6 separate regions of the Mus musculus genome follow, and all the other regions are linked to region 5. The links are chromatin loops, found by intact Hi-C in ENCODE. Cell type or tissue: heart. All regions are shown on one strand. Region 1 overlaps Acsbg2 (acyl-CoA synthetase bubblegum family member 2). Region 2 overlaps Acer1 (alkaline ceramidase 1). Region 3 holds the start of Mllt1 (myeloid/lymphoid or mixed-lineage leukemia; translocated to, 1). Region 4 overlaps Mllt1 (myeloid/lymphoid or mixed-lineage leukemia; translocated to, 1). Region 5 overlaps Rfx2 (regulatory factor X, 2 (influences HLA class II expression)). Region 6 overlaps Gm33566 (a long non-coding RNA gene).

Evidence for each region. Peaks named below come from ENCODE experiments on the same cell type or tissue, not always from the same donor. Only the 100,000 strongest peaks of a DNase experiment are listed, where the experiment ranks them.
Region 1: a loop joins it to region 5, with 5 times the contacts of the local background. A loop is called at or near these places in 21 of 42 quality-filtered maps.
Region 2: a loop joins it to region 5, with 5 times the contacts of the local background. A loop is called at or near these places in 15 of 42 quality-filtered maps.
Region 3: it touches region 5 in a loop (2.5-fold over the local background); 11 of 42 quality-filtered maps call a loop at or near these places.
Region 4: a loop joins it to region 5, with 5 times the contacts of the local background. A loop is called at or near these places in 5 of 42 quality-filtered maps.
Region 6: it touches region 5 in a loop (8-fold over the local background); 14 of 42 quality-filtered maps call a loop at or near these places.

What each region holds. Positions count from the first base shown.
Region 1 is chr17:56,856,106-56,861,105 of GRCm38, forward strand. It overlaps Acsbg2 (acyl-CoA synthetase bubblegum family member 2), which reads right to left. Exons shown (of 15, transcript NM_001039114.1): 7 at 774-923. Among named protein-coding and RNA genes, the nearest start is that of Acsbg2, 16 kb to the right of the region's middle. In heart, a CTCF peak has its summit at 2,322 (motif pointing left); a DNase peak (open chromatin) is centred at 2,286; H3K27ac peaks cover 1,089 bases.
Region 2 is chr17:56,948,657-56,953,656 of GRCm38, forward strand. It overlaps Acer1 (alkaline ceramidase 1), which reads right to left. Exons shown (of 6, transcript NM_175731.4): 6 at 4,834-5,000. Among named protein-coding and RNA genes, the nearest start is that of Mllt1, 16 kb to the left of the region's middle. In heart, a CTCF peak has its summit at 2,473 (motif pointing left); no DNase peak of the experiment used is centred here; H3K27me3 peaks cover 897 bases.
Region 3 is chr17:56,932,918-56,937,917 of GRCm38, forward strand. Mllt1 (myeloid/lymphoid or mixed-lineage leukemia; translocated to, 1) reads right to left here and starts at 2,471. Exons shown (of 12, transcript NM_022328.2): 1 at 2,346-2,471. The coding sequence starts at 2,357. In heart, a CTCF peak has its summit at 3,050 (motif pointing left); a DNase peak (open chromatin) is centred at 2,614; H3K4me3 peaks cover 2,518 bases; H3K27ac peaks cover 1,852 bases.
Region 4 is chr17:56,895,243-56,900,242 of GRCm38, forward strand. It overlaps Mllt1 (myeloid/lymphoid or mixed-lineage leukemia; translocated to, 1), which reads right to left. Exons shown (of 12, transcript NM_022328.2): 6 at 4,527-5,000; 7 at 2,138-2,225; 8 at 967-1,075. Among named protein-coding and RNA genes, the nearest start is that of Acsbg3, 22 kb to the left of the region's middle. In heart, a CTCF peak has its summit at 2,567 (motif pointing right); a DNase peak (open chromatin) is centred at 2,584.
Region 5 is chr17:56,806,076-56,811,075 of GRCm38, forward strand. It overlaps Rfx2 (regulatory factor X, 2 (influences HLA class II expression)), which reads right to left. Exons shown (of 17, transcript NM_009056.2): 2 at 2,159-2,250. The coding sequence starts at 2,242. Among named protein-coding and RNA genes, the nearest start is that of Gm41604, 15 kb to the left of the region's middle. In heart, a CTCF peak has its summit at 2,623 (motif pointing right); DNase peaks (open chromatin) are centred at 2,616 and 4,356; H3K4me3 peaks cover 357 bases; H3K27ac peaks cover 1,647 bases; H3K27me3 peaks cover 1,214 bases.
Region 6 is chr17:57,164,286-57,169,285 of GRCm38, forward strand. It overlaps Gm33566 (a long non-coding RNA gene), which reads left to right. Exons shown (of 7, transcript XR_876893.3): 2 at 818-883; 3 at 1,129-1,259; 4 at 1,713-1,785; 5 at 2,827-3,073; 6 at 4,809-4,994. Among named protein-coding and RNA genes, the nearest start is that of Cd70, 17 kb to the left of the region's middle. In heart, a CTCF peak has its summit at 2,976 (motif pointing left); a DNase peak (open chromatin) is centred at 2,926; H3K4me3 peaks cover 366 bases.

The DNA of each region.
Region 1 (5,000 bases), 50 kb after region 5:
GACAGCAGTGGCAAGTGTGGGCCTCCAGACGTCTGCACACAAGTGTTCTCACAAGCAAGCTATCATCCCAGCACTCAGGAGGCCGAGGCAGAGGGATCAGGAGTTCAAGGTCATCTCGGGCTACACCACAAGTTTGAGGCCAGTGTGCGCTATGTGACAGCCTGTTTCAAAACAAACAACTGAATCAAAACAAAATGAACCAACCAGGCCGGTGAAATGTCTTGGGTAAAATGCTTACTCTGCACAGTACCTGAGAGCCAGTTCTCAGAGTTCGTGTGGTGGCATGCCTTAGTAGCCCGGCATTGGAGAGGTGGTCCAGGTGGGCAGCCAGCCTGCCTGCCCAGATTACTGAGGGCCAGGCCATTGAGAGACCCTATCTCAAAGAATCCTAGATAGATACCCCTGAGGGACCAGAGCCAAGGTTGTCTCTGGCCTATACACACACACATACACGTGTACACAGAGAGAGACAGAGAAACAGAGAGAGAGAGAGAGAGAGAGAGAGAGAGAGAGAGAAACACATTCACACAAACACACCAGATAGAAAACCACGAAACCAATTCCCATTTCACAGACAGGGAAACTGAGGCATGGTGCTGCCAGCTTCCTTGTCCTTGCCCAGTTTTGCTCTGGACCCAGGTCTACACCCAAACTCCCAGATCCACCAACTGTCTGGTTCTCGACCCATATAGACCTTACACATGCCTCTGGTTGCCTGTTTGGGGGCTCAGAGGGAGCCCAGGTAAGAGCTGCTCCAGAGGGCCCCCGCTTACATTGTCATGGCTCAGCAGCACGCCTTTGGGGGTCCCTGTGGTCCCAGAGGTGTAGAGGATGACAGCACACTGGTTGGCCTTCTGGCTCAGGATGACCCGATCCAGCTGGATATTTGGGATGTCATTCCCTAGCTCCATGAAGTCATTCCACTGTGGATGGGAAGGTGGGTAGAGGGTGGGGACCCAGCTGGCTCGTGCTCAGACTCTAGCCTGACTCACCCTGACTCCAGTGGGCTCACCCCAAGGCAGGTTGCCAGCGGAGGTTGGCAGAAGGACCAAGGGTTGGGAGAGCTCTCAGAAATGCCCCGTTCCACCCTGGCTAGCTTCTGACCACTGCCTGTGCACTGATGGGCCTGTGAGCTCAGACAGGCCTTTTCTATAATGCAGAAAGCTAGCCCTTTCTTTGGGTAGTCCCAAAAAGTGACTGACTGACTGTGCTGTGGTCTTGGGCAAGCAGCTGCTCTCTCCTGACCCAGCCCTCTAGTGTATCTGCAATCCTTAAAGACAATACCAGCTGTAAATAACAAAAGCCTGTCCCTCAAATAGCTTAAACAGAAGATTTTTAGACTTAAATTTAATTACTTATTTGGGAATCATGTATAGAAGTCAGCTCTCTCCTTCCACTGATTGTGTGAGTTCCCCGGACCAAGCTCCAGGTCACCAGGTTTGTCAGCAAGCCACTTTACCTGCCAAGTCCTCTTGAAGGCTGGCCCCTCCAGGAGGTACTGGCCCTTGAAAAGAGCTCTCATCCCTTTCCTGAGTTCAAGTCTCATGGCTTCCCCAACTTCTGAGTTGCCAACTAGATGGCTCTGACTCCACCCCTGCCCAAGAAGTCATCCCTGATTGGATGAAGCCAAGTATTTTTCATCAGTCTAGGTGCCAGTGATTAGCCAGAATTTGGGGCATATGACTTCAGTCGCAGTGAAGATGAAGAAGTTAGCAGCACATGAAGATTTCCTATTGCCTAGACTTGTCACTACAGATGTGGCCACAGGATCATTGGTGGGAATGGGAGGGGTCTGAAGAGCCAGGAGATTAGTGACAAAACACCCAGAGGGTGGGAACTCCTGGTTGCAGCCCTGTGTGAAGCCCACATTCTGAGCTGTAAAGAGACTGACAAATGACCTCTCTGGCTCAAGACATTTGGGTTGGGCTTTTGTTGTGTGAAAGCAATGGCATCTTTTAGGTTCAAAGGGGGCAGCTGAGAGGACTGGGGCACTGGGCCTAACAAGAGGGTTCCATCCCTACACTGAATCCTAAGACTGGCAAGACTAAATCCCATCACACAGGAGGCCTAGGCAGGTTGCTATCAAGTTTTAGGCTAGCCTGGGCTACGAATTCAAGACTAGCCTGGGGTACGTATCCATATCTATCTCCACTGAAATTTTATAGGGTCTCTAATCCATTGCAGAGTAGGTGGATGCCATGGTATGTAACAGAATCATCCCCAGTCGGTGTCCCCACTGAGAGGCACTCTCATCCATAGGGATCGTGGCATAACCTATTTATTGACTTGCCAGTTACTATGGGGAGGATGCTGCTGCCACCTAGTGGCTGGAGGCCAGAACCACTGCTCTAGGACTATCGCTTCCATCCTCTGCCCCAAACTCAACAGTCTCAAGACTGAAGAATGTGGTAAGGATACCTCTAAGGAGGTTTTTGTTTTTTCTTTCCCCTTGAAACACATCCTTAAGGTTGAACCAAGAATCACACACTAGGCAAGGAGACACCAGACAGCCACACCCCAGCCCCTCACTGGGGGTTTCTAGGCAGCAGTGCTATTATTCTGAGCCACACCCCCAGGCCTATTTATTTTAGTAGAGGGTCTTAATAGTTGCTCATGCTGGCCTTAAACAGGCCTGGCTCAACCTTCCTAGTAGTTAGGATGGCAGGCCTGTGTCCCCAGCCTTGCTTCAAAGATGAATTTTAAAGTGATCCAAGACTTAGGATACTGTTGCTGTAGTGACACAAGACCTCAAATGACCGGTGCTTGTGATCTGGTGCCTGAAAGACCCAGCAGCTAGAGGAAACATTTACAAATCTTAATACATGTAGCTAAAAATAGCCAAAAATAAAATTATAATACATTATGACTGTTTGGTTGGAGCCTGCTGCTTGCCCCTGCACAAGCTGGGAAACCCTATCTGCCCTCTTTCCCCCAACCCATCTTTCACTGAAAAGCTCTGAGCCAAAAGCTCAGTTCCGCATTTCTGGCAGCCGATGTAACTAGCTGTTCTGATACGGCAGGCCACTCAAGTGCCCGCCCAGGAGGAGCCCAGCTTCTGACCATACTCAGGCACAACCCCAGCTTGTAAGCGAAACATTCTTCACACAGTGTAAAATTAACCCTTGTGTTATTCAAATGCTGATTTTCTCTGCCCTCACATCTCGTTTTAGTCAGGACAGATTGAACGGTATGGTAATGCTTATGTTAAGAATCTCCCTTCTCAACATTGTGTGAACAATTCTTACCATTTATTCTCAGCCTTGTTAATACATGCTGATCACCCAATGGCTGGGCAGAATAGGAGACTAGGACGGGAGATCTGCCAGCCAGAGGAAAGAGAGAGGGAGACTCAGATCAGCAAGGAGGATGGAGGTTTGGAGCTACAAGGAAGAGGTACGGAGAGAGAGAGAGATCGCTGAAACACACCTGAAGCCCAAAGAGTCAGATCAACACTAACATGCCAGTATCCTGGGATGGGGATGGAGGTAGCCAGATGAGCACAGAAAGTAAAGATAGATCATCTAACTGTTCAGCTATTGAGGTGCAGTTTTAAATAAATAAATGTTTTTATGTGTGGTTATAGGCGGATAGCATAAGGTTAAAGAAATACAGCTACCAATTATTTCACTGCTAAATTTATACTAAAGATATTATCACTTCCTCCAGCTCCTGGCTGACACCCCATCAGCCCTCACCTGGGAACTATAAAACCTCCCTGTCTTAGCCCATGTGCATGACTGCAGCAGCCCCAGACAATGGGGCTGGTGAACCCACCCAAGACTTGTGCCAATTAAATCTGCATTTATTGGCTGGTGAGATGGCTCAGTGGGTAAGAGCACTGACTGCTTTTCCGAAGGTCCTGAGTTCAATTCCCAGCAGCCACATGGTGGCTCATAACCACCTGTAATGAGATCTGATGCCCTCTTCTGGTGTGTCTGAAGACAGTGACAGTGCACTTATGTATAATAATAAGTAAAGAAATCTTTTAAAAAAACAAACAAACCCTACATTTATCAGCTTTTCGTCTGCTCTGATCTGGCCTAAATCTGCATCACTATGACAGACAAACCTATTAATGACTTAGACATAAGTATAATATTAAAATAATGAGTTGTACATTCAGAAATTGTGCGGAAGTTAGGTCTTAAGTGTTATCTCTGAAAAGTTTAATATCTTCATTTTATATTTGTTTGTTTGAGACAGAGTCTCTCTCTATGTAGACCAGATCGGCCAGGCTGCCTCTGTCTCCTGAGGGCCATCATGCCTGACTTGTCTCAATGTATATCAACTTGATCTCACTGTAATCCTCCTGACTCTAGCTGCCAAGTGCTGGGTGGGATTAGAGGTATGGCAATTGGGTTTGGTTTGTTGTTGTTGTTGTTGGTGGTGGTGGTGTTTGTTTGTTTTGCTTGTTTTTAAAGATAACTGTTAATTGTCTTGATTAAAACTATTAGGTTGAGCCAAGCAGTGGTGGCGCATGCCTTTAATCCCAGCACTTGGGAGGCAGAGGCAGGTGGATTTCTGAGTTCAAGACCAGACTGGTCTACAGAGTTCGTTCCAGGATAGCCTAGGGCTATACAGAGAAACCCTGTCTTGAAAAACCAAACCAAACAAAAACAAACAAACAAACAACAACAACAACAACAACACCTATTAGGTTGTAGCACTGAGCAGATAGCTCAAGCCTGATGGGTGACCTGAGTTTGCTCCCTAGGACCCACATGGTGGAAGAGAGGCAACCTGTCTGACCTTCCCACAGACCCTGACAATATATATATATATATATATATATATATACACACACATATATATATTCCTAACATAAGTCATACGTTACTGCGATAAGATTAGTAAAAATAAAGAGAAAAAATATATACTAAGTTATAAATAAATATGATAAAGAACATGGGCCTGTCTCAAAAAGACAAAACATGCAAATACATACATGCAGTTTTCCCCTTGGCAGTTAAAAATAAGGTTTAAAGAACATGTATTAATCC
Region 2 (5,000 bases), 140 kb after region 5:
AACGATGACCAATGAGGAATGGCAAGGTGTACCACACCATCCAGCATCATCACCATCTGTCGGGTTATATTTATGTTCCTTCTTAATATCATGTGTCCTTTCACGTGTTTGCTTAGCTAAATATCCTTTCACCTGTGTCTGCTTCAGGGAAATATTACTTCACTTGTCTGCCCCAGCAAAACACCATCCAACACAACTGACTTTCCAAAGAACCTTTAAATTTCCACTTCAGGATCCCTTTCTGGTTGGGACTGCCCCCTCCCTCCAGAAGGCCTTCTCTGAAGATCTTTAATGAAGCAGCTCTCAGAAACAATCTTATCTTGTTTGAATTTTTCTATTCAGGAGTGGTACTGAACGCATACATTTTCTTTACAGAAGGGACCCAAGGGTTATATATTTTGTGGAGGGTATGGGAATATCCAGGGAGGGAAATGTCGTTGCCTAAAAGCTTGGGTACTGAGATAGCTCACTAGCATGGGGAGACAGTCCAGGTCCTGGGTTACACCGCTGTTTACCTGTGACTGCCTGGTTGGGGGCCATTGGGTTACATGCTTTGTGGCAAGCACAAAAACAGGCAGGGAGCTAGTTCTACTCTTGCCGGTCCCAGTTTTGAGATTTCTGAGATTTGAGCATGCTCTGCCTTACCACGTCCGTTCCTTTTGTAGCATGGTCCATGTGCCCCACATTCTTCACTACTCCTCTTCTTCCACCCTTTCAACCTCCTAAAGCTAGGTAGGAGAAAAAAGAAGGTAGAGGTGGGGAAAGGTGATGATATCTATAGACTACTTCCTGCTGATTAGGGGAGTCAAGTTCCTTGGGGCAAGTTTGATCTTTGTTGTCAGAATATCTAATACTTCTTGTTTCTTCACTACTTAACAAACCACAACCAACTACCAACTGGCCAAACAATCCCCAGAACTCCAAGTGTCACACACTTGCAAAAACTATCTGCAGATGGCAAATTCATGCCCTTGCTAGAGCACGAGGCAAATCATAGTCAGCTTCTGTGGACAATCTAAAGTGACCCCATATCCCACACCTGGGATTAAAATGAATCCATTTTTATATTTCCACGTTGTTAAAAGAAAACAACATTCTCACCACAACACACCTCTTTCAACACGAGTATGCCTCCTAATCCTTCCCAATCTACCAACTGGAGACCAAGAATTCAAACGATGATCCCACTGGAACCATTCTCAGTCAAAGCCTCCACAGGATCTGACACCCTCTTTGGCTTCCATGACACTTGCATGCATGTGGGACACACACACACACACACACACACACACACACACTAATAAGTAAATGAGTCATGATGGCACATACCTTTAACCCTAGCACTCAGGAGGCAAAGGGCGGCAGATCTTTGAGTTTAAGACTAGCCTGGTCTACAAAGAGAGTTAGTTCCAAGACAGTCAAGGCTACACAAAGAAACTTCTTCTTCTGAAAAATCAAAAACAAACAAAAAAGATAGATAAATAAATCATTCTTTTTTTTTATGAGACAGGGATTCTCTGTATAGCCCAGGACAGCCTGAAACTCATAGAGATCTACTTGCCTTTGCCTCCGGAGTGCTGAGATCAGAGGGTACATCACCACCACATGGCTTACCTGTTATTCTGTGGTGTGTTGTATGTGTGTGTAAGTAACCCACATGCTTTGATAAAAGAAGCCCATAACATGCCAGGCCCAAGGAAACAGACCTCCTATACTAAAACTAAGAGTTGAGCCATCCAGATCAGGAGTTCAAAGTAATCCTCAGCTACATGGAGAGTTTAGGGACAGCCTGAAACCCTGTTTCAAACAGAAGGAAGGAAAGATGGAAAGGGGGAGTGGAGGAGAGGAGAGAGAGATAGGGAGGAGGAGACAGAAGAGCAAAAGGCCATTTGAGGGTTTGGTGCAGGTGTAATGTCTTAGTCAGGGTTTCTATTCCTGCACAAACATCATGACCAAGAAGCAGTTGGGGAGGAAAGGGTTTATTCAGCTTACATTTCCACATTACTGTTCATCACTGAAAGAAGTTAGGACTGGAACTCAAGCAGGTCAGGGATCAGGAGCTGATGCAGAGGCCATGGAGGGATGTTCTTTACTGGCTTGCTTCCCCTGGCTTGCTCAGCCTGCTCTCTTATAGAACGGAGACTACCAGCCCAGAGATGGTCCCACCCACAAGGGGTCTTTCCCCCTTGATTACTAACTGAGAAAATGCCTTACAGTTGGATCTCATGGAGGCATTTCCTCAACTTAAGTTCCTTTTTCTGTGATAACTCCAGCTGTGTCAAGTTGACACAAAACTAGCCAGTACATGTAACTAATCCTGTCAGATCTGTCCAACATCTTCTTGCCACATGGCCCCCAATTTCCAAATAGTGAAACTAGATGCAAAGGTTAGTCTGGTTAGAGGTCCAGCCTGGGACACTAACCTGCAGGACCTGCTGACTCCCTGCATGTGCCTGCTGCTAGCGCCCTCTACTGGTCACTTTTGGTCACACCTCAGAGTCTGACTCCCCGTTTATCACATTTAATTTTTTTTTATTTGACCTTGTAGATGGTCCTTCAGGAGAATTTTTGAGACCCTGCTTTCTGATCTCCAGTGTATTCTTGTGTCTCTCAGTTTTCCGACTGTCACAAATGTCCACAGGGTCCTTTGATGCTGAGAACGTGTGATCTAGCTGGAGAAGAGCCCAGTGGCCCACTATGAGAGACCTGGCCCAGGTTAACCCTGATGCTGAGCTCACTGGGACATTCCTCTGCATAAGAGCTATAGATGGTTTTGCAAAATGAATAAATAAATAAATAAATAAATAAAAGTGGTGTATAGTAAATCATGACTATTCATCTAGAACCCTAGAAGTTAGGATAGAAGGGTGGCTGGGCAGTGGTGGCACAAGCCTTTAATCCCTGCACTTGGGGGGCAGAGGCAGGCAGGTTTCTGAGTTCGAGGCCAGCCTGGTCTACAGAGTGAGTTCCAGGAGAGCCAGGGCTACACAGAGAAACCCTGTCTCAAAAAAAAAAAAAAAAAAAAAGGGTGCTGTAATTTTGAGGCTAGCCTGTGCTACATAGTGAGTTCTGGGCCAGCCTAGGCTATTGCCTCAGCCTCCCAGGTCACACCTGGTCAGGCATGTATGGCTTCATGGTGATATTTCTATTTTTTTCTTTCTTTCTCTCTTTTCTTCTTCCTTCCTTCTTTTCCTTCCTTTTGTCCTTCCTTCCTTCCATCTTTCTTTCTTTCTTTCTTTCTTTCTTTCTTTCTTTCTTTCTTTCTTTCTTTCTTTCTTTCTTTCTTTCTTTCCTTTTTTTGAGACAGGCTCCTGTAGCCCAGGCTGGCTATGAACTCACTGTGTATCTGAGTGTGACCTTGAACTCCTGATCCTCCTGCCTCAGTCTCCTGAGTGCTGGGATAACCTTCGATTTCATAGCAGAGGAACATTGTATGTGGGGAAAAGACAAATAGAACCATCAGTACAGGTGTTCCTCACATCCCCTACCTCAGAAGCTCTTTGAGTGAGATTCTTAACTTTAGGGGATCAAACACGACGTCTTTCCCTCAGGCCCAAGTTTGCTGGCAGCGATAGCACATTCCTTTAATCCCAGCACTGGGAAGGCTGAGGCAGGTAGATCACTGTGAGTTTGGGGCCAGCCTAGTTTACAGAGAGAGTTCCAGGACAGCCAATGCTACACAGAGAGCCCCTGTTTCAAAAACAAACAAACAAAAACAAAAAAATCATACGTTCACAGTACCACCACCATCTCTTAATACTGGAACCCATCCAGGGGACACAGCTGAAGAATATCTAGGTTTGAAAATAGACAGAAGGGAGCTGGAGAGATGGTTCAGTGGTTAAGAGCACTGACTGCTCTTCCAGAGGTCCCGAGTTCAAATCCCAGCAACCACATGATGGCTCACAACCACCTGTAATGAGATCTGATGACCTCTTTTGGTGTGTCTAATGACAGCTAAGGTGTACTCATATAGAATAAATAAATAAATCTTGAAAGAAAGAAAGAAGGAAAGAGAGAAAGAAAGAAAGAAAGAAAGAAAGAAAGAAAGAAAGAAAGAAAGAAAGAAAATAGACAGAAGGGACCTAGGAGGCCCAGGTTCCACCCCCCTCAAGGGGTCCAAAGAGCTCTCAGGAAGGATAGGTCTGACGCAAAGCCCAGGCTGTGTGTTCTTGGGTAAATCATTTACCTCCTCTGAGCCTTATCTATGATAGGAAAGTATTCTTGTGTGTTTGAAGTGCTTCATGCAGGGGGCTAGATGACATGCCCAGACAAATTGTGACACATGTCACAATCACATGGAGATGTAGAATGCTACCCACCTGTGAGTGGCCAGGCAAGGTAAAGCATGCTTGTCACCTCAGTACCCAGGAAGTTGAGGCTGGAAGACTGAGAGGTCTGGGACAGCCTGGGCTAAACAGAAACGCCCTGTCTTTAAACTTGGAACAGAGACACCTACTGCCTCGTGTCCTCCTTTCCCGGACAAGCTGTGAAACCCCTTCCCTGTTGCTTCAGATCCCGCCCCAGGCAGCGACAGCTAGCCTGTCTTTCTTCCGTTGTCCCATGCAGCCAAGGAACTGGAGGACTCACTGTTTCCAAGAAGGGCACACCCATCTTGCCATTTTCGAGGGAAGCTTCTCCCCTATGTCACCCTGTACACTAGCCCTTCCAACAATGTCTTCTTCGGACCATATATCAATGTCTCTGAGTGCTCGTGCAGTTAGCATCTGTCACCACTGCCAGAGGGTGGGTAGGGGACTCTATGTCTGCTGTCAGGCAAAGAGAGTGGCATCTTGTAAGGAGGAGTGAACTGAAAATAAGATCAGGATACTTCATTTGTGGGTTATTTTATTTTATGTATGTGAATGTTTGCCTGAATGTGTATCTGAGAACCATGTCTGTGAGGACCCATAGATGCCAGGAGAGGAGGTTGGATCTCCTGGGACTGCCACATGAGTTCTGGGACTCAAACCTGGGTCCTCTACAAGAGCTGCCAGTGC
Region 3 (5,000 bases), 130 kb after region 5:
GACACTTTCCTGGCCTTCCTGCTCATAGAGAAAATGGGAAGCCCAGAGTAAAAACTACTGCTTCTGTGCTGGCCTCTGCACCAGCCTCAGAGTCAGAGGGAAACACGAGACCGGGACAGGGAAGGCACGCAGGGCTAGCACCCAAACGAGCACACTGCTTCCCAGTAAGGCACATACATATCTGTTCATGGCAACCCCATGGTGGAGAGAGGCTCGGACTCTACCCTGCACACCCTCAGTCCTTTGAGGACAATCACATCTCTGAGGGCCAGCCCTCCACTCCCCGCAGGGGTCTCCTGAGCTGGCCGGGAAGGAAAGGCACACCAACACCTTCTAGTGCCAGGGTCCTATCCATTACCCTCTGGTATGGCCGGGTACTCAGTCATGATGGCTGCTCAGCATTTAGCAGGTGCTCCTATGATAAGGACTCAACTTTTCATCTACTTGGCTGAAACCTAAAAGCAGCCACAAACACAGCTGAGCACCAGCAGCTCTTGGGGGTCTTACACCTGAGCAAATCCTGTTCCCCACTGTCCCTGAGATTGCTGCCTTTCCTCAGCATCACAGCCACAAAGTGACAGCCACCCAGGACACCACAGAGGGAATGGTCTCCAATCTCTGGGGATTCTATTGAGGACATGGACTCCTGAGTTTTGGAGTGCAGAGGGTGCCGAAGAACAGGGACTTTTTGTGTGGTTCAACTAATGAAGAGCCCAGGTAGCAAGCAGGCTTGCAAATCAGCCTATTCACTAGCAGCAAGTCAGGCACACCAGGGACAAAAAAGCTATGCCTGCTACCTGCCCCAGTGGTCCTAGGTCATAGATAGTGGGACACACAGGAGGTCCCTACCGATGTATCTGAAACTAACAGCCACATGGCCAAACTAGACAAAGCCGCCTCCATGGTGCCAGCAGCTAGGGATGACCCAACCTGCCCTTACCAACAGCAGAGGAAGCCATCAGCTGCCACCCCCACAGCCCCACACCTTCCCAGGACTGGTACCCCTGGAAGTTCCGTCTTTGGAAGGGAAGGGGGAGGATGTGACCCTGGGTGAGGGGAATCTAAAGAAGATGGGGAGGAGCTCACATGGTACAGAGCTGGGTGACATGAGGGGAAGAGGTAGAGGAGGCAGGCTACCCAAGAGGCTGGGAAAAGTGAACTGAAGTGAGTGTCTTAGATGGAGAGAGGGTGTGGCTGGGCAGAGAGCATTCAAAACAGACCTGAAGCTAGCACCTGGTTGGGGGGGGGGTATTCCCTGGAGTTTGGGGAGATTTGGGGTCATGGGCCCAGGAAGAAGGAATCTTCCAAAAAAAGATTGAGGCTCAGGCCCTATTTGGGGTGGTGTAGCATCTAAGAGGATATGTAGGGGGGGCATCCTAAAGTTACTAGCCCTGTCTGTGGGGACTCTGTGTAGACTCTCCACAGAGTCTGATTCATGCTAGGGACCACAGGGGCTGGAAGACCCACTTAAGTTCTGAGACATGTTTCCAAAGATTCTGGGCCATACAAGGATGCCAGGAGCTGTGGGGTGTACTGGAGTTCTGAAGGGAGTCTGGCTAGATTTGGATTCATAAGGGACGTGAGTTCCCGGCTAGACTGGGTGGCTTTGTAATCCCAATGGGTTCCATTCTCTACTGGGATTCTAAATGATTTCCCAGGGGATGTGGGGCCAGGACGGGATCCCCATGGTGCTGTGAGTGGCTATAGGATTCCAAAAGTCTTCCTGGAGAGCTGTGGACCAGGCGGGAGATCCCCAGGGTGCTAAGGTAGTACCAAGGCTCTAAGGGGAATCCCAAAGGGTTCCAGGCTGTGATGATGCCCAGGGCGCTAAATCCCTGGGATCCTGATAAACACTTCAGGAGTCTGTGTGTAAACTGGATTCCTAAGGGGCGCCTCCGGGGACTCTGGAATGAGATGGAGTTCCTAAGGTGTTGAAGCCCTGAGCTCCTGTATGATGCCCAGGGGGTACTCCGGGATTCTAAGGGGTGTCTCACGGGGCTCTGAGCCAGGCTGAGTCCCTCAAGATGCCGCGGCGGTGTGGATACACTACGCTGGCAGAGAATTCCCCAGTGTGGAGTGGGTGGCACTGGGGTGCTGAGTTAGATCCCAAAGGGTTCTGCACCAGACCTGGGGTCGCGATGGGGGAGGGGTACGTGGGTCACAGTGGAGGAGGGGCATCCCGAGATGGCGATGGGGGAAGGACGCCCCGGGGTCGCAGTGGCTGGAGAAGGGCCCATCCGGGTGGGCGCGCGCAAACTCGGTGCCCACGGGGCGGTGTGCGCGCAGGGCCGGCCACAACGCCGCGCAGGGCAGCGGGAGGCCAGTCCCGGGCGGAGGCTTCTTACCTGATTGTCCATGACTGGCGCCCGCCCCGCCCCCGGGCCCGCGTCGCTCTCGCTGCCGCCGCTCAGCAACGCCCCGCCGCTCTCATTGTCTGTCGGGGGCCGCACCGCCGCCGCCGCCGTTCCGGGCCGCCCGCCCGCCCGCCAGCCGCGCTGAACCGGAAACCGCCGCCAGCCCGGGCGGCTCAGCGACCGCGGGCCCCCAGCCGCCGACTCGGGCCCGGCCTCGCCGATGGACAAGCCTCCGAGCCTGTCAGAAGGCCAGAGACCCGCGCGTGGGGCGGGACTTCCGGGCTGGTGGGGGCCCGCCGGGCGACAGTCAGAACGACGAAGCCGTCAGCCAATAGAAAGCCGGCGCCGCAGGGGGGCGGGCGGAGGGAGTGAAGGAGGCGCGAGGCGAGCTCTGCTGAGCGGCGCGAGGTGTGCGCCGCACGTGGAGGGGTTGGGCCAGGCCGTGGCGCGGTGCCTGCGCACTGCGCCCCGGGAGCGGCTCTAGAGGGGACGTCCCTAAAAAGGCCCTAAGAGTTTAAGTTCGAGCCCTGCGGAGGGAGGGAGCGCTGGCGATGTTCGGTGCTCCTGCGTGACAGCGCCGGTGGTTAGTTTACCGGTCTGGATCCTGTAAAGCCAGCGGGTTCAGCCCACTTCTCCTTGCAAAGGCTAGGGTTGTGCATCTGTAAAAAACCAGCCTGTGACTTCAGTGACCTCTTCTGGCCTTCTCAAGCACTGCACACAGGTGCTAGCGCTCGCACACAGACACGCACCATTTAAAATGTAAGCTTTTAAAAAACAAAAACAAACAAAAAAACTTGTCGGAGGTGGTTCTTCTTTCTGTGGTTGTTACAGTGCACATCTGAAACGGAGCCATTCTAAATGATCAGCGGTCTCATTCATTCAACGCAGGGAAAGGAACGGTAGTCAGTAGTCAACCGTAGACTGTGGATACTGACAACTGGGGATTGAACTCAGGGCTCCCGCCATTGAACTACACCCACAGCTCTGTTTTCACTTTTTTACTTGAAGGCCAAGGCTGGGGCATAATTGGTAGAGCACTCTGCTAGAACGATGAAGCCCTGGGTTCTAGCCTCAAGACTCTATAAGCCAAGTGCAGAGATACATGTCTATCATCCTAGAACTTGGATATAAAAGGCAATACAAATTTTTGCTAACCTGAATAAAAGACACACACACAATCCAGGTATTTTATTTACAAACCGTAAGTCTAGGTTGTGCAGCTATTCTAGTTTGGAACTAGTTTGGAGCTATTCTAACTTACATCCCTGCCCATGTGTCCCTTGTGACGTGCTGTTTTTCCTGGCCACATGCTTATGGTCCATCTCCTCTCGTGGCGGCCTCCTCCAGTTTCCCTGTCTTTCTTAGTCTCCTTTCTCTACCTGCAACCTCCAGCCAGGTAACTGAAAACCTGCCTACCTCTATCTATTGCCCAGTCACAGGCTTTAGCCTTTTATTGACTAATTGACTTGGGAGGCTAGGTTACATACGTAGCATCACTTGGGGTATGTGAGGATCTCCTCCTTGGGGGCAACTAGACCTTGGGATACAGAATTTAGCACCTAAATACAAGCAGTACCAGACCAAGCCCCTACACTTGGAGGTGGAGGCAGTAAGACTGTGACCTCAAGATAGTGGTGAGAAAGCCCTCCCTTGTTCATGGAGTAAAGGTGCTATGCCACCAGTGGTTTAACTAGCCCTAACGATGACTGAGGCTCACTCATCGTTCAGAAAGACTAGATCAGGTAAACGGATGTAACTGAGGAGAGGCCCCCGACGGTCTGGTTCTGAAGAGAGCTGGCAGGGAACGGTTTCTGCATAATGTCTTGTAGAGATAAGCCAAGGACCTGGATCTTGTCCTCCAGAACCCAAATTAAAGTGGAGAGAATGGACTCTTTATGTGCTATGACTGGCACTCCCACACCCTAAACAAAAATTAAAAAACAAAGACAAAAACAACTTCAAGATTGAATGGGGAAATGGCCCAAGTGTTGATGTATTTAAAAGTGTAGTGTAAAAGAATATACTAGACTATCCGCAGACAAACGAAGGACGTTCTGGCATCTGCTCAGTGACATGAAACACAGGATACACACTGCAGGATCCCACTCCCGGGAGGTCCCCAGAGCAGTCAGATTCAAAGACAGGAAGTGAGATGGTAAGGGCTGAATCTGGGGAGGGATGGACTTAGTGTGGAATGGGAGCAAAGCCAGGAACACAATTCAACCAGTACTCTGGAGGCTGAGGCAGGGCAGTCTCAGGTCCATCTTGGGCTACAGAGTGAGACCCTATCTCAATAACCAGAAGAAAAGCTTTGAAGGCGATGCCTGTCCTGAGTCCTTATTTATACCACTTCATGGCACAAAATCAGTGAATGAGCTCTTCAGACAGAGAAAACCCAACCCAAGCAATAAAAACAGAAAAAGTAATTGGGGGGGGGGGGTTTCACCACTTTGAAATCTCTAATGAGTGACTTTGTTATTTACTTATTTATTTATCTGTCTAGTTATATGAAGTTTTTAACTTTTCTGTTTTGTCTTGTTGGAGACAGGGTCTCACTATGTAGCCATGGCTGATCTGGAACTTACTCTGTAGACCAGGCTGGCCTGAAACTCACAGAAATCCTCTGCTCTCAAGTGCTGGGATTAA
Region 4 (5,000 bases), 89 kb after region 5:
GGGCAAGCCTCAGACCCTGCTGTAGTCCTGCAAAGCAGGTTGTACAAGGGTTACACAGAATGATGTGCAGCCCGGGTACCCGAGTGTCAGATGTGCTTAGCCCACAGTGGGTAGGATTACTGAATCACACTGCACCAGCAGGTCTGAGTAGTCAACCCCCACCCCCGACTCTTAGCTCCATAAGCTCAGTGAATGTGCAAGAAGCTCTTGGGGACCCCAGGTAAGCATTGCAACACAGTAGTCTCCTGACACGCTAACTGGCTCCAGCGTTAGTTCTTGCACCATGTGGGCTTTGGGGTCAAACCTAGGTTCCTCAGGACTGGTGGCAAGTGACTTTACCCATTAAGCCAGCCACCAGGGCACTTCCTCCCTCAGCTCCCACAGTCAGTTGGTTTTATATCCAGGGCTCCTGCTCTGTGGCTGCAAGCCAGGCTCTAGGTCAGACTGTTACCAGGCAAGCACAACCTCAGCTTCCCCTCGCTTTTGCCTCTCTCTGTGCTCAACAGCTGGGGATGCTGGACCTTGGACCTCCTTAGGGAGCATGCCAGCACCTCGTGTGTGCGTGCGTGTGTGCGTGTGTGTGTGTGTGTGTGTACTCTACCTGCAGTGAACTCGTAAGCACACTACTCTACAGCAGGGCCAATGGAGCCCTGGGGTGCTATCCATCTCTAGCTCTGCCTGTCACAGCCTAGTGTTCAGCTTATTGGAGGCCTAGAAAGAGAGACCCCCTAGATGTCCCATTCTGGGGACCTGGGGTAAGGACCTGGGAGAAGCCTACAACTCCCCTACCCTGGCTAGCATGGGAAGCTGACTCCCATCCTCCAGGATTCCTGTCATGTCCAGCTTCCCACAGGTAGCTAACCTTACTCTACAGTGTAGTGTGGATGCCAGCGAAGGCCATGCTGAAAAGGAAAGCCTGGCCAACTCCCAGTCCCCGAGCCCGCCCTAGCAGTGCTGCCCACACACCTGGACTCCCGGCCTGGGTTGGCCTTGCCGGTGTTCTCCTCTCCTGACGATGAGTCATCCTCATCAGAGCCCTCAGACTGCAGGTCCTCCACCATGGAGCGCAGGGGTCCTGAGGGCAAATGGAGGGGAGAGCTGAGCCTCTGGCTGCCTCCCCCAGGGCCACCCCAGACTCATCACCACCTGTGGGGTCCCTCTGGCCAACAGCAGGTTCCCCACCCCTACCTTCCTGGCCTTCCTCATAGGCTTCAGGTTCCTGGTCTGCTAGTGGCCTGTAAGATCCCTCCATCACAGCAGCCAAAGGCTCAGAACCCAAGTGGGCCAGCAAGGACCAGAGTCCCCGCACAGCCTGCACCCCTCTGTGAGGATGCCCAGTATTTCAGTAGCCCTACATGGTGCTCTGGTCCACCGTCCTCCCTTTTCTCCAGAGGCACCCAGTTCCAGTCCCCTACAGATGGCATCTTGGTTTATATTCCTGTTGCCAAGGCAACAGAGGGACACAAAGCCCTCAATTACCTTGGTCACATGATGTCGATTCAGCTGGTTCCCTATCCAGCAGATAAAAACCTTGGAGAGTATAGGCTTCAAGAATGCCATCCCCCAGCCAAGCTCCTGCCCCCCGAAAAGGCTGACACCATGGGAGGCAGGCAAAGGTTCCTCTGAGGCTGGTTACAGTAGCCAGCCTAGTTTCCAGTCCCTCCCTGGGGAGAACCACTAGAGTAGCCAGGCCCAGCACACAGGCTGCCATTTGATGGGCTGGCACAGGGTGGGCCTGCACTGCTGAGTGAGTCTATCAGAAGGAAGTAGGTTTCTATAGCTGCAGGTCTTTGAACCCCAGGGACTGAGCAGGCTTCTGGGCGAGCACAAGTACTTGCCATTTACAAATCCTAGACCACCAGGAGCTGACAGCGTGGGCCTCTACTGCCTCCTGGGTGTTGAGGTCAGCACAGGGGAAAGGAATGCCAGCCCAAAGGAGGGTCTGGCCCAGGGGCACTCAGCCCAGGGGTGCAAACCCAGGCTCAGTCTTTCTGAAGCAACAGGCAGACCAGACCTAGCCTGATCCTCTCCCTGGCTCATTTGTGCTCCTCCCTAGGCCAGGCCTACTGCCTTGCCTCCACTCCTGTGTCTCCTACCTCTACCCCTTCTACCAGCTCCAGCTCCCCTTCGGACCCACCTTGGCTGTGGTTCTGAGACGGCTCAAAGTCTGAGTCAGAGCTGGAGTCAGAGCTGGAGCTGGCATTAGCTGGGCTTGACTGGGCCGACTTCAGCCCACGCCAGGGCAGCACAAGAGGGAAAGAAGAGATTGTCATCTTGCAGGTCAGAGGAGGGGGTAATGAAGGGGCCAAACAGTTCAAGGCACCCAGGATAGCCTTCTGCCCCAGCTCACATAGAGCCTGAGGCTGGTGAAGACAGGAAACACAGAATTCTCAGTAAAGCTGCCTGCCTTACTGGGGGTTCAGACAATGACCAAAAGCCCAAATCCTACCCAAGCCTCACCACCACCCACCAGCCGCACAGGAGTGATGGCAGGACTGTCTGCCACAAACACCATGGAGCAGGGCACACCTTAACTGGTCTTCCTGTAGCTGCACAGGGATGAACTTAGCCACCAGGGGGCAGTGACAGCCTGGACATCACACAAGGCAGGAGGCTTCCACTGTGTGAGTGAGCCCTTCAGTGAATACTGGGAGGCAGGTGTGTGTGTGTGCGTGTGCGTTTGTGTGCGCATGACATGTGGTGTGTGAAGTGCAGTGTGTGCACTGTGTGTGGTGTGTGCTGTAGCATGTGTGTTACACATGGTGTTGGGGATGTGGCCATGACACACACACAGTTGTTACAGATACCAGCAGGTGGGATGCGAACAAGCAGCAGGGACAGCTGAGCTTAGCCCTGGGGCAGAGTGGCTACAGCCCTTCTCTTCCCCGGGTCACAGGGTCGGGTGGGAATAGGACATGCCCACTGTGGGAGAGCCCAGGATCCAGAGCTAGTCAGCCCTCAGCCCTGCCCAGAACAAGGGATAGGGAAGTGCTTGCCTACAAAAGACTTTAGCTTGGGCAAAGCGGCCTGCCTGGGAGGGAACATTCCAGACTGAAGGAAGAAACTGCCCTATGCAGGGCTCACTGGAGCCCAGCCCACTGGAGCCCAGCTGTGTGTGTATGGCTTCTTCTCACTACCTTCCTACTGGTCAGCGGGAGTGCTGAGGGAACCTGCCCTAGGCACCCATAAGTCTGCCCACTGTGAAGTTCTCAGGGTAGAACCTCACAGACCAGTCCTGGAGCCAAGGCACCCTCCCTTGCACACACCCAACCTCTTAGTTTTCCCTGGGCACAAAGTGATGAAAAACGGCTGCTATCTGGCATTGCTCCAGGTCAGGGCAGGCTCTAGATTCAAGCCTCAATTTCCCTACCTATATGGGAGTGGCTCTACAGGTCCCTGCTTGGATCAATGTCCTACCTACTAGGCTCAGGCACAAACCAGGAGCCTCAGTGGGCTTGTGGTGGTCTGCACACCACTTGCCACCGTCTCTACAGTGACCTGAGGGGCAAGGACTAATGGAATCTGGAAACATTTCTCATTAGAGAGGCCCAGGAGGTGACCAGCAGGCACCCATAGCACTACAGCTACCACACTTCTCCCATGGCCCTCGGTGGCTAGGACTGAATGGTCCAGGAACCAGAAGGGCCTGGGGTGTGGACCGCAGTGCAGAGGAGAGCGGCAAGGCCAGCAAGCTTCCAGCAGCAGCTGCTCCCTCCTCAGGGCTGCCTGTCTCTTGCCCCAGCAGCTGAGGCAGTGCTCTGACTGTTCAGCCTGCACTCGGCTCTAGCCTGGAGGCAGTGGCACCGGGAGAGGAAGTGCCCATACACTGTCCTTGCCTGGGACAAAACATCCGTGCACAGCTCTCAGGAAGGGCTGGTTCCCCAGCTGCATAAGAGCCCTGTCCTGGCGCCTGGGGGAGGAGAAGCAGAGGTCAAACCTGGCAGCCCAGTGTTTCAAGACATAGGCCCGGAGCCCAGATAGCTCCAGTGATGAGCGCTGGAAGCTACTCACAGTTCTGCTCTCGCTGAGAACTGTGGGAAGTCACTAGCACCCAATAAGCACAGTGGCAGGAGCACTAGGTTACAGAGCTCTCGACCCCAAACCAGTTCAGGATAGCCCCAAGAGCATCTTCAAAGCTTCTTACCCAGGGCCCTGACACAGGCAGGCAATTCTCTAGGAGTTGGCCAACTGCACCCTATACCTTGCCTTGTGCAGAGACAGGAAAGAGAGCTCTGTACTGTTCAGTGGCCATCCCGTACCTTCCTGATGGGGAGTAGGCCCAAGGCCCACCGGGAAAGGGAGAACACAGAGGGATGAACTCTCTGGTTAATCTTCAAGAGTCAGCAGTGTCTACCTAGTCACCAAAGCTGCCCATCCACTGAGGAGCATGAGGGCTAGAGCTGTTAACTCAAGTGCTACAAGGCCCATACCATCCAGGGACCCCAGCTACCACTGCATGGGCAGGAGAGAGCTGACCCAGGGGAGACAGCAGCCTGGCAAAGGGACAGCCACCACCCCCTGCTCACCTCTGACCGGAAGGAGGCCTCATCCTCTGAGTTTGAGTCTTCAGTCTGCAGAGTCCGCTTGGCCTCCCGAGGCTCACTCTCTGCCTTCCCCTTGTCACCTTTGCTGTTCTTGTCCCTGGCCACCTTCTTGTCAGGAAAGGAGGAAGCTCGGGGTGAGGTGCCTGGTGCACGCCGTGTCCCCTTTGACCCACTCTTTTTAGGCTTTTTGGCGCTGAGCTTCGGTGAGTCCGTGGCAGCTGGCCTCTTGCTGGAGGCCTTGGGCAGGGTAGGAGGCTGGGGCACCCCCTTGGGGGACAGGCTCTCCAGCTTGGTTTCCTTTAGGGCCATCTTGGGCTCCTTGAAGGCAGCCTTGGGCACTGGGGCCTTCTCCTCCTTGGGCAGCTTGCGTGCAGCATCCTTGGCACTCTTGGGCTCACGCTCCGGCTCCTTGGAGCAACTCCTGCTCTCTGAGTCCTTGCGCGGCCGCTCACGGTG
Region 5 (5,000 bases):
CAATACAGTCCTGACCAAGACAGAGCCTGGCCCTGTGGGTGAGGGGGCTCCAGTTATCACAAGGATCCAAACAGATGAGTGTAAACACACATGGTGTCTGTCCTTAGGCAGGAATGTCAGTTAACCATGAACAGGTGCAGGGCTCTGACTCCCACCACAGCATCAAGGGTCCTTGAGGACCAATGGACATGGGGCTCAGATGTCACAGTGAATCCAGAGACAGGAAGTCGACTCAAGGTAGGGAAGGGGTCAGCAACTGCTGATAGGGATGAGCCTCTGATAGACTGTTGTGGAACTAGAGAGGCAGGATGGCTTAACTCTGTGACTACAATAAGAACCCTTCTACTTTCACGAGGTTCACTTTATATTGCGCCAATCCCTTCTCAGTTAAAGGGTAGTCAGGAAGGGCTATGCGCACATGGCTCTAGGTAAGAGGCCTTGCTGCACAGCATGAAGATGTGAGCTCGAATCCCAGCACCCACACAGAAAGCCAGGTGTGGCTACAAGCTCCTATGATCCCAGTGTACAGGAGGCAGGGACAACAGGACCTCTGAGGCTTGCTGGCCACCAGGCCAGCTATAGTCAAAGCCGCCGCTTCAGGACAATAAGGTGGAGAGGGACAGAGGCCTCCATCACCTTCACCTGGTAGCCTGTGTCCACACCCAGCACATCCCCTCCACTATTGTGGCACACACCTCCAATACCAGCACTCGGGAAGCCGAGGCAGGAGAGTAGTTGAGAACTTGAAGAAAGAGTGCATTACAGAGTGAGGGCTGTAGTTTGCAGGGCATTTTCAGCATTGCAGAAACTGCCCTCAGGCACCATCAGCCGTGGTCTCAAACAACAAGAGCAAAACAAAAACAAACAAACACACACACACACACACACACACATCCCCTGAAACACTAGGGGTTGGGTTGGATGTGATGATAAATAGCTGTAATCCCAGGATTCAGGGTGGAAGAAGGGGTGAGGCTGAGGCAGGGGGATTGCTGACAGTTCCAGGTCAGCCTTGAGTTACATAGTGAGACCTTGTTTCAACAGATCAGCAGAACAAAAGCAGAGGCACAGAGTTGCTAACACTGAGAGTGTGATGGGGCAGCTCGATCTGGGCAGTGGAGGGTCACGACATCAGAAAGCATGTAAGGAGCTGGAGGGGTGTGGACGAGGTGAGCAGCTTTGTGATGGAGCCCTTTTCTGACACGTGTAAAGGCACTGGGTTCATCACCAGCATTTCAGGAGAAACAAAGGGCAGCATCTGAAGGTAACTGCCTATCTATTGTTAATTTCCCCTCCTTTGGCTCTCTGAAAAAATAAGTTAGTATGTGTCCTATGCCTGTGTCCCTGACCTTTCAGTTTGCCTGGCATGCCCATGTGTCCTGCCCCACACTTTACTCTGAAGGCTGGTGTGCTCATGGCTACAGAAAACAGTGGTGGACGTCTCTCAAGAATGAATCTGGGCTGGGTGGGAAGCACATTCAAGACCCCGGGCTCCATTTCTAATATGAGGTAGGGGGAGAAGGAGATGGAGGAGGAGATGGGTAGGGGATGGAGGAGATGGAGGAGAAGATGGGGAGGGGATGGAGGAGATGGAGGAGGAGATGGGTAGGGGATGGAGGAGATGGAGGAGGAGATGGGTAGGGGATGGAGGAGATGGAGGAGAAGATGGGGAGGGGATGGAGGAGATGGAGGAGGAGGAAATGGAGGAGATGGAGGAGAAGATGGGGAGGAGATGGAGGAGATGGAGGAGGAAATGGAGGAGATGGGGGAGAAGATGGAGAGGGGATGGAGGAGATGGAGGAGGAGGAGGAAATGGAGGAGATGGGGGAGAAGATGGAGAGGGGATGGAGGAGATGGAGAAGGAGGAGGAAATGGAGGAGATGGGGGAGGAAATGGAGGAGATGGGGGAGGAGGAAATGGAGGAGATGGGGGAGGAGGAAATGGAGGAGATGGAGGAGGAGGAGGGTTGAATGGAGCTTTGGGGAGCATCCTAAGATTTCTCTCTACTTTGAATTTTTCAGTTATTTTTCCTTAGGCACAGAAGCTCTCCAGAGCGAGAGCCAGTTGACTGGTGGGGTGTGTTCTCTCCTCATCTGTGTCATGGTTCTTTGGTGGCACTTTTCAAAGAGTGCCGGGATGGCAGGGCGGGCACAGTCACCTGTGGGGAGGCTGGCATGGGCTGGGCTGCAGGACGCAGAGCCACTGACGCTGGCGAATCTGCTCCTCCCTCGGAGTTCTGCATGCTGGGATCTAGAGCAGAGAGAGTGGTGGTGAGGTGTCGGGGGGTCACACACCTGCAGCCCATGGCCCTGAAGCTGAGCAGCCATGATCACTGATGGCGGCAGGGGGCAGCTCCAAGAAGAAAGCGACCACTGCACCAACAGTGACCACCCAGGTTCAAATCCACAGAACCCATGTAAAAAGCAGGCTTGGTGTTTGTGCCTATAGCCCCAGAAGCGGAGAGGGGCAGGAGGACCCCGGTCTCAGATTCAGTCAATAAGCTCCTGTCTCAACAGTCACTGGAGACAGCCTATGACATAGAGTGCCCACAGGAAGAGGGGATGAATCCCTGTTTGGTGACACTGGGTTCTGCACCCGCCTGTGCTGCCCCATTGGTGATCACTAGATGGAGCCAGAACCACGCAGTACAGTGATGCGCGTCAGTGTAGCGGTTTCCAGAGGGAAGGCACTTGGAGTGGCTCAGGACACAAGCGGAGGGAGGCAGGAGCGTAAGGAGTTCAAGATGAGGAGTCTAAAGCCAGCCTGGGCTACAAACATAAAACAAAAAGTATTCTGTAAGAAAAATCTTTTGTGTATACACACACTGGAATGAGTAACTAAGCTGATGAATGAATAAATCAAATTCAGTGTTTTAATCCGACAGAGGGGAGGACGGCTCAGTCAGCAAAGAGTCCTTCAAAGGCTCAAGGACCTCTCAGTTCTGAGCCCAGAACCCAGTAAGAATCTTGGAGTCTCAGTGACTGTGAGATGGGAGGTGGAGATGGGGCAGGGGGAGTGTTCCTGGAGTTCATGGGCCAGCCTGGGCCACAAGGTGAGTTTCAGGGCAGCCTGGACTACTGAGTGAGGGAGGCTCTGTATGAAACAAAACTTGTCACCAAAGACTCACAAGAATGTCTGAAATGAACAAATCTAGTAACACCCAGTTGCTTCCATTCCATTCCGTGTCTGAACAATGGACACCTCATTCATACAAAGAGACAGACAGACAGACAGACAGACAGACAGACAGACAGAAACACACACATACACACATACACACACACACACACACACTAGGTGTGGTTGATCATGTCTTTGGTCCCAGTACTAAGATGGGCTGGGGTGGCCCAGGTCTCAGGTGGGAGAGATGATAACAGCCAGTGATGGCTGGTGGGTTTGTTGTTGGTACTGCTGCATGGTGCATGAGGTTTCCATGAGGGAAGTTCAGTGGGCCCACAGGTACTAGCCCTGAGGGACACGTGGAACATGTCCCCTGCCCAGGCTGGGTCTCTCTGTCCCTGTACTCAGCATGGGAGTCCTCTGTGGCTACTGAGTCCTCACAGTATGCACCACCCTCCTCACTCAGGAGCTGCCCAGGTTGTGGGATCAACTGTCAAGGAGCCCAGAGCTGAAGTTCAAGTGTGCCCTCCTCTCCTCATTCCACCTGAACCTCGGGATGACACTAGTGGCTGGCAAGCCAGAGAGAAGCTGGGATGTATCTGAGTCAAGTGAAAAAGTTAAAGGTTGTCATTCAATAAGGGAAGGCCACAGATGTCAAACTGAGGTTGATAAGCTACAGTTAGGTGTGTCGAATGTGTGTGTACGTATATGTGCATGCATTTGCTGCATGGGTGAATGTGTGTGTGTGTGCTTGTGCATTCTGGTGTGTACTGGCTGGAAGGACTGCAATAGCAATGGTGTGGCTGAGCTTGCTGGGCACGGGAGTCTTGCTCACTGGCCCTCTGCTTCTCTGCTTGGTTCTTTGCCTCTCCTGAGTTCTCTCCTGGGGGGACCTGGCTTTCTCTACCTGTCCTCACCTGATTTCCTCCCCTATGGGGGTCTCAGGAACCTGAGAGCACTCTGTCATCCTGCCTCTCTGAGCCTGGCTCATGGTTCCCTGGTGACCCAGCTCTACCACATACTGCCAGTCAATGGTCCAAAAGAAGGCCTCAAGTCTCCCCAAGACCAGCCTCTAATCCAGTCTGTGCATTTGACCTTGAACTTGACAGAGTGCCCAAGTGGAGTTGCTGGATGGCAGATTGCAGTGGCCAGTCTCCTGCTGTCTCCAAGGACTCCAAGAGGCAGGCACAGGCTGCAGTGCGCTGGGGTCTGGCCTGGCGCCAGGTGGATCTGCTGGGGAAGCGCCCTTTGTTTACAGGGGGAAAAAAAAATCTTGGGTTGCCTAGCAACAAGTGGGCAGGCAAGGAAGGGCAGGGAGGCTGTGAGCCATTTCTGGGCTGGGTTCCTGGCTGTCCTGACTCACTGTGACCTTAAGCAATTTCTCTCTCTTTTATCCCCACCCCTCTATCCACCCATCCAGGGGTGCTGTGACTCTGTCACTTGCCACTTGGTTAAGCTCTGCTGTGGGGGAATCAAGCCTCAGTTGGTCTTTGTTAGTCTTGGTGGCAAGACTGGCACCTGAGTCCTACCCACCAATGCAATTTGTATCCCTGCTCTGAGTAGGGGGACAGGTCCAGCCAGATGGGCCCACACTCCAGCTCCCCTACAGACAAGTTCTCTTGGTTCCCTGTGACCTGAGGTCTCAGGAGTAAGTGGCCTGTGTGTGACACTGGGCATTGGTGACCTGTGCTGGGGGCTGCCCTGCTTAGCATGGACCTGAAGGTGATGCTGGCAACTGTAGCGGCTGGCCATGGTGGCTGCATCTTGTCTCCCTCCCCACTGTGGAACTGAGTTCTTCTCTTCCATGCCCCTGAACTGCCTGCCTCTTGGTATTCATCAGGGTTGAGAGAGCTGAGCACTGTTCATGCCAGTCACACTGT
Region 6 (5,000 bases), 360 kb after region 5:
ATATGTATATTGCTTGTATCTGTAATCCTAGAGTCCCTGTGAGGACATGGGAAGTAGAGACAGGAGAAGCCCTGGAAATTTACAAGCTAGGTGGGCTAACCTGCACACACACACACACACACACACACACAGAAGCAGGCTATATCTTACACATAAAATATATATTTAAGAAAGTATTTAACTCCAGGCAGTGGTGGAACATACCTTTAATCCCAGAACTCTGGAGGCAGAAGCAAGAGGATGGATCACTGTGAGTTCAAGGCCAACTTGGTCTACAGAGCAAGTTCTAGGACATCCAAGGCTACAACAGAGAAAAGCCTGTCTCAGAAAAAAAAAAAAAGTATTTTGCTGGGCATGGTAGACCACACTGTTTTGTTTGTTTTGTTTTGTTTTTGTTTTTGTTTTTTAATTGTCATCTTAAATCTTGGAAGGCTGAGACAGGAGGATTATGAGTTTGAGGCCAGCCTGGGATACATAGAGATCTCAAAAAAAAAAAAAAAAAAGAGGTTTAATATACATTTGATAAAATACACTTTAGAAAGTATAGTGCAGCCTGCAGATAGATGACCAACTGCAGCATGAGTCCTGGTGAGCTCCCAGTGATGGGCTGAGACACTGGAGGCGGACAGCAGCAGCTGCTTTTTAGATTATGCTACTAAAGTTTTCTTAAGTGCCGTATCAGAAGACAAGTCAATTGACAAACTTTATCAGCTTTCCACTGACTTAGCAAAAATACCCTAAAACCAGGGAAGGCATGATTTTGCTTGTGGTTTTGAGGTCCAGTCCATGGTTGCTAGTTGGTCTTGGTTGCTTTTAGGCTCACTGGACGATGAAGCCTCTGGCTAGAACTGCTCATGTGCAGACTGTCAGGAAAGAGAGAGAGGTTTGTGTTGTGGGGAGCATGTGAGGAAGGGGAGGAGGGAGAGTGAGGGGGGTTGGGGGGAGGTGGGAAGGGGTAAGGTGGGGAGGGGTAAGAGGAGCAGACAGACAGAAGGGACAGACTGTTGACTTTAAAGGTGCCTCCCCTTTATAACCTATTTATTCTAACTAGTACCTTCTCCCTAGTTTTTGGCCATCCTCAGTCCCTTAAGCCCTGACTGACAATGGTGACATCCAATTGTTTCCCAGGACCCCACAATGGAAACTGCTGCAGTGGGTACCAAGCCTTCAGGAGCGCAGATGCCTGGAACTTACCAACCTGCCTGGGTGTCCTGAGGGCTGAGTTCAGATGTGTGTCACCACCCTCAGCTCTCACAGATGTAAGGGTCCGAAGATTGCTGAAGGAAGATTCCACACTCAGATAGCATGCAAAGACAAAGAACATTTATTTTCCAGAAACATCCAGCATGCTAGGGTACCATTGTTCAGAATGACAACCCAGAGAGAGAGATATGTTTGAGTCCCTTTTATAACAGGACTGCTTAATTGCTTCTGAGATAACAGCACACTTCTAAAACTTAGGGCTACAGAAACCACTAAAGGTTATAAAGAAGATATATACCACAGGACCCTAGGTGCACAAACAGGAGATAAGGTATTGATTGGGTTTGTCTAAACAAAACTTCAAGGATGGCTTAGTTACAGCCTTAAATTTTCCATGACACTGCAAGCTAGTAACCAATGGTGAAAGTTAAGCCAGATCCTAGTGTATATATACGTGTGCATTCTCTGTTATAACCTCTTATTCAATTTATGACTGAATTTATGTGCAGACCTGCAGTGATCTTTTTACCATGTGAACGCATGCTCTGAGAGTTGTACCAGTACTGAGAACAAAGGACAGGGGTAAGTCCCCCTTCCCTTCTCCCCCCCCCCCCCCCATACTTCAACTTCTCTAGCCTCCTGTTGTGTCACTTTGAGATGCTAACTGGAGGCTGTGGGCTTTTAGCCTTAAAACAACTCAGCCAGATTAGCTGCAAGAGCAGAGTACCTTATTAAGTGACTTGTGGCCTAATTTTTGGTGGAGATAAAATGGGATATGGAGAATGAACTCACAGCCATTGGAAGAAACATTTACGTATTGGTGTGTGTGGCATGGGAATACATATGTGCAGCAGCAGTATGTGTGTGCCTCTCTCCTCCCACCAAGTGGGTCCTCCGAATGGAGCTCAGGCTGTCAGGTTTGGTGGGCAGCTGTTTTTACCTGCTGTGCTTTCTTGCTGGCCCAGAAAGAACACGTAAGGTTTGGGGGAACATTTGAGGCCTGATCCTTAAGGAGGGCTGCGTAGGGAGAGGCTTATTTATGGGTTGGTTCCGAGCAGTGGTCCTCAACCCTCCTAATGCTAGGACCCTTTAATATAGCTCCTCGTGTTGCCGTGACCCTCCAACCATAAAATTATTTTGTTGCTACTTCATAACTGTAATTCTACTTCTGTGATGAATCATAATATAAATATCTGATATGTGACCCTTGAGAAAGGGTTGTTCGACCCCCAAAGAGGTCCGAGACTCATAGGCTGAGGACCTCGGTTTTAGAGGGTGGAGTCTTGATGCTGTGACAAAGTCCCTGAGAAAGCGCAACCAAAGGGAGGAAAGCTTATTCAGGCTTGCAGCTCCAGGGTGCCTGTCATTAGGGGTGGGGGGTGGGTGGGGGAGGGGGTGGGGGAGGGGGTGGGGGAGGGGAAGCGGGGAGGCAGGGAGGTGGGATGGCAGGAAGGCAGAGCAATGGCCTTAATATAAGCAGTGGAACCAGGAACACTGGAATCAGTGGGGTGACTGTAGCCGTTTTTTTCTTTCCATTGCCCAAGGGAGGGTGTGGGTTTTCCAACCCTCATAGGTGTCCCCTTTTGTTGACAAGATGACAACAACCGGCACTGTTTGTCCCAGCAGGGAGCTCAACGGCCTACAGCAGCTCTGTCTGTGACAGGGAGAGCTGTTCCCAGCAGACACCAAAGAGAGAGAACTTTGGGAGCGCAGCAAGCAAGCCCCATTCCCAGCCAGGCATTCTGCAAATGCTCCGTCCAGCAGCGCCACCTGCCGGCCACATCCAAGCGCATTCCCTTCCTCCCTTACCAGCTTCTATTAAAAAATGTCTTAGTGTGGATCTGAGTTCAAGGCCAACCTAATCTACAGAGTGAGTTCCAGGACAGCCAGGGCTATATAGAGAAACCCTGTCTTGTAAAACCATCCATCCATCCATCCATCCATCCATCCATCCATCCATTCAACCAACCAACTAACCAACCACTTACCCACCCACCCAACCAGAAAGTCTTAGTGTGTTGGTATGCATGCATTTGCATATACATGTGTGTGTATGTGTGCAGACAAATGTGTGCATGTGTTCTTGTGTTTGGGGTGCATGGTTATGTGCATGTACAGCTATAGGTCAATGCTGGGTATCTTCCTGTACTGCTCTCCATCTTGGTTCTGTGTATGTGTGTATGTGTGCAGACGAATGTGTGCATGTGTTCTTGTGTTTGGGGTGAATGGTTATGTGCATGTACAGCTATAGGTCAATGCTGGGTATCTTCCTGTACTGCTCTCCATCTTGGTTCAGGTTTTTTTTTTTTTTTTTTTTTTTTTTCTTCGAGACAGGTTTCTCTGTGTAGCCCTGGCTGTCCTGGAACTCACTCTGTAGACCAGGCTGGCCTTGAACTTAGAAATCCGCCTGCCTCTGCCTCCCAAGTGCTGGGATTAAAGGCATGCGAGTGTACACCGAGTCACTGCTTCAAATGTGTTCAGGAAAGTCACTGGTCCTGGCCTTCTCTAACCCCTGAAGGCTCTTCTGGCCATGTCCAAAGTGTGTGCTATCTCTAGAGCTGGCCCTATTACTACTGCCATGTAGTGACTTGGGTGAGGGAGAGATGCTTGTGGTAGGCAGAAAAGCTGGCCTGGAGGTCATGAGAGTGGGAGAGCTGGCCCTGCCCCTCACCTACTGCAGCACTTGGGAGAGCAGGCCCTGCTCCTTTCCTGGGCAGCATGGCAGAGCTTTTCCCTGGTCATGTGGTATTGGATGGACTGGCTAGAGGTCAGGAGAGCAGGAGAGCTGGCCCTACCCCTCGCTGGCGGCAGCATTGGGTGGGTTAGGTGGGGCAGTGCTGGAGAACACGTGCTTACTCACGGTGTGGGTGTGGGAGAGCTGGAGGGCTGACCAACTCAGCTCCCACTCAGACTCAGATCCAGGGCTATGAGTTGGCCCACCCCATCAACTATGCCATGAACTGCTGGGCCAGTCCTGCAGATCCAAAGCTGCAGGATCTCCATGACACAGGGCAACAACAGAGCATCTGAGAGGAATCCCAGTGAGGATACAGTATTGATAGTGTAGCAGAAGCCTTGGAACCAGACCAATGACTCACTGTAGTGAACATTTGCAAGTAAATATGTGTGGGCAAAAGGGAATACTGTGGGACACACTATAGCATACACACACACACAAACACACACACACACACACATATATATGTGTGTATACACACACACACACATATGAGGCTGCAAGGGCAGAGGACAGATACAAAGGGATGGGGGAGATAAGAGGGATTAGGATGCATGATGTGAAATTCACAAAGAATTAATAAAAAGTTAAAAAAAATAGGAACATTGGCTGTTGACTCCTGTCTGCTTCCCTTCCCCACAGAGCGGGGACATCAGACCCAGGTCACCCTCCAGCAGACTTCTGAGGCAATGAATGAACGAAGGGGATTGGACTGCTTTGGCCTGGGCTCTGTCATCTCTGACAGGGAGCCCTGAGTAGTCATTACAATATCCGGATGGCCCATCTCCTTTCTCCTGGACACCAGGACCACTAACTTGATCTTGTCAAAGTTTTGGGGACCTACCTCTCCTCATTTTCCTATTGTCAGGGTATGGGCACAACCTTACCTGGTGCTCAAGAGCCTGAGAACCAGATGGCCTGAGCCTTCCTGCAGACCCAGGGACCCACGAGACAGCTCTGGCTGACCCCAAGACCTCAGACTGTGCTCCCCCACCCCTGGAGCAGTGTCCCGCGGCTTCCTCATAGCCCGATACTTGCCAGGCACCTGCATGAGGTAAGA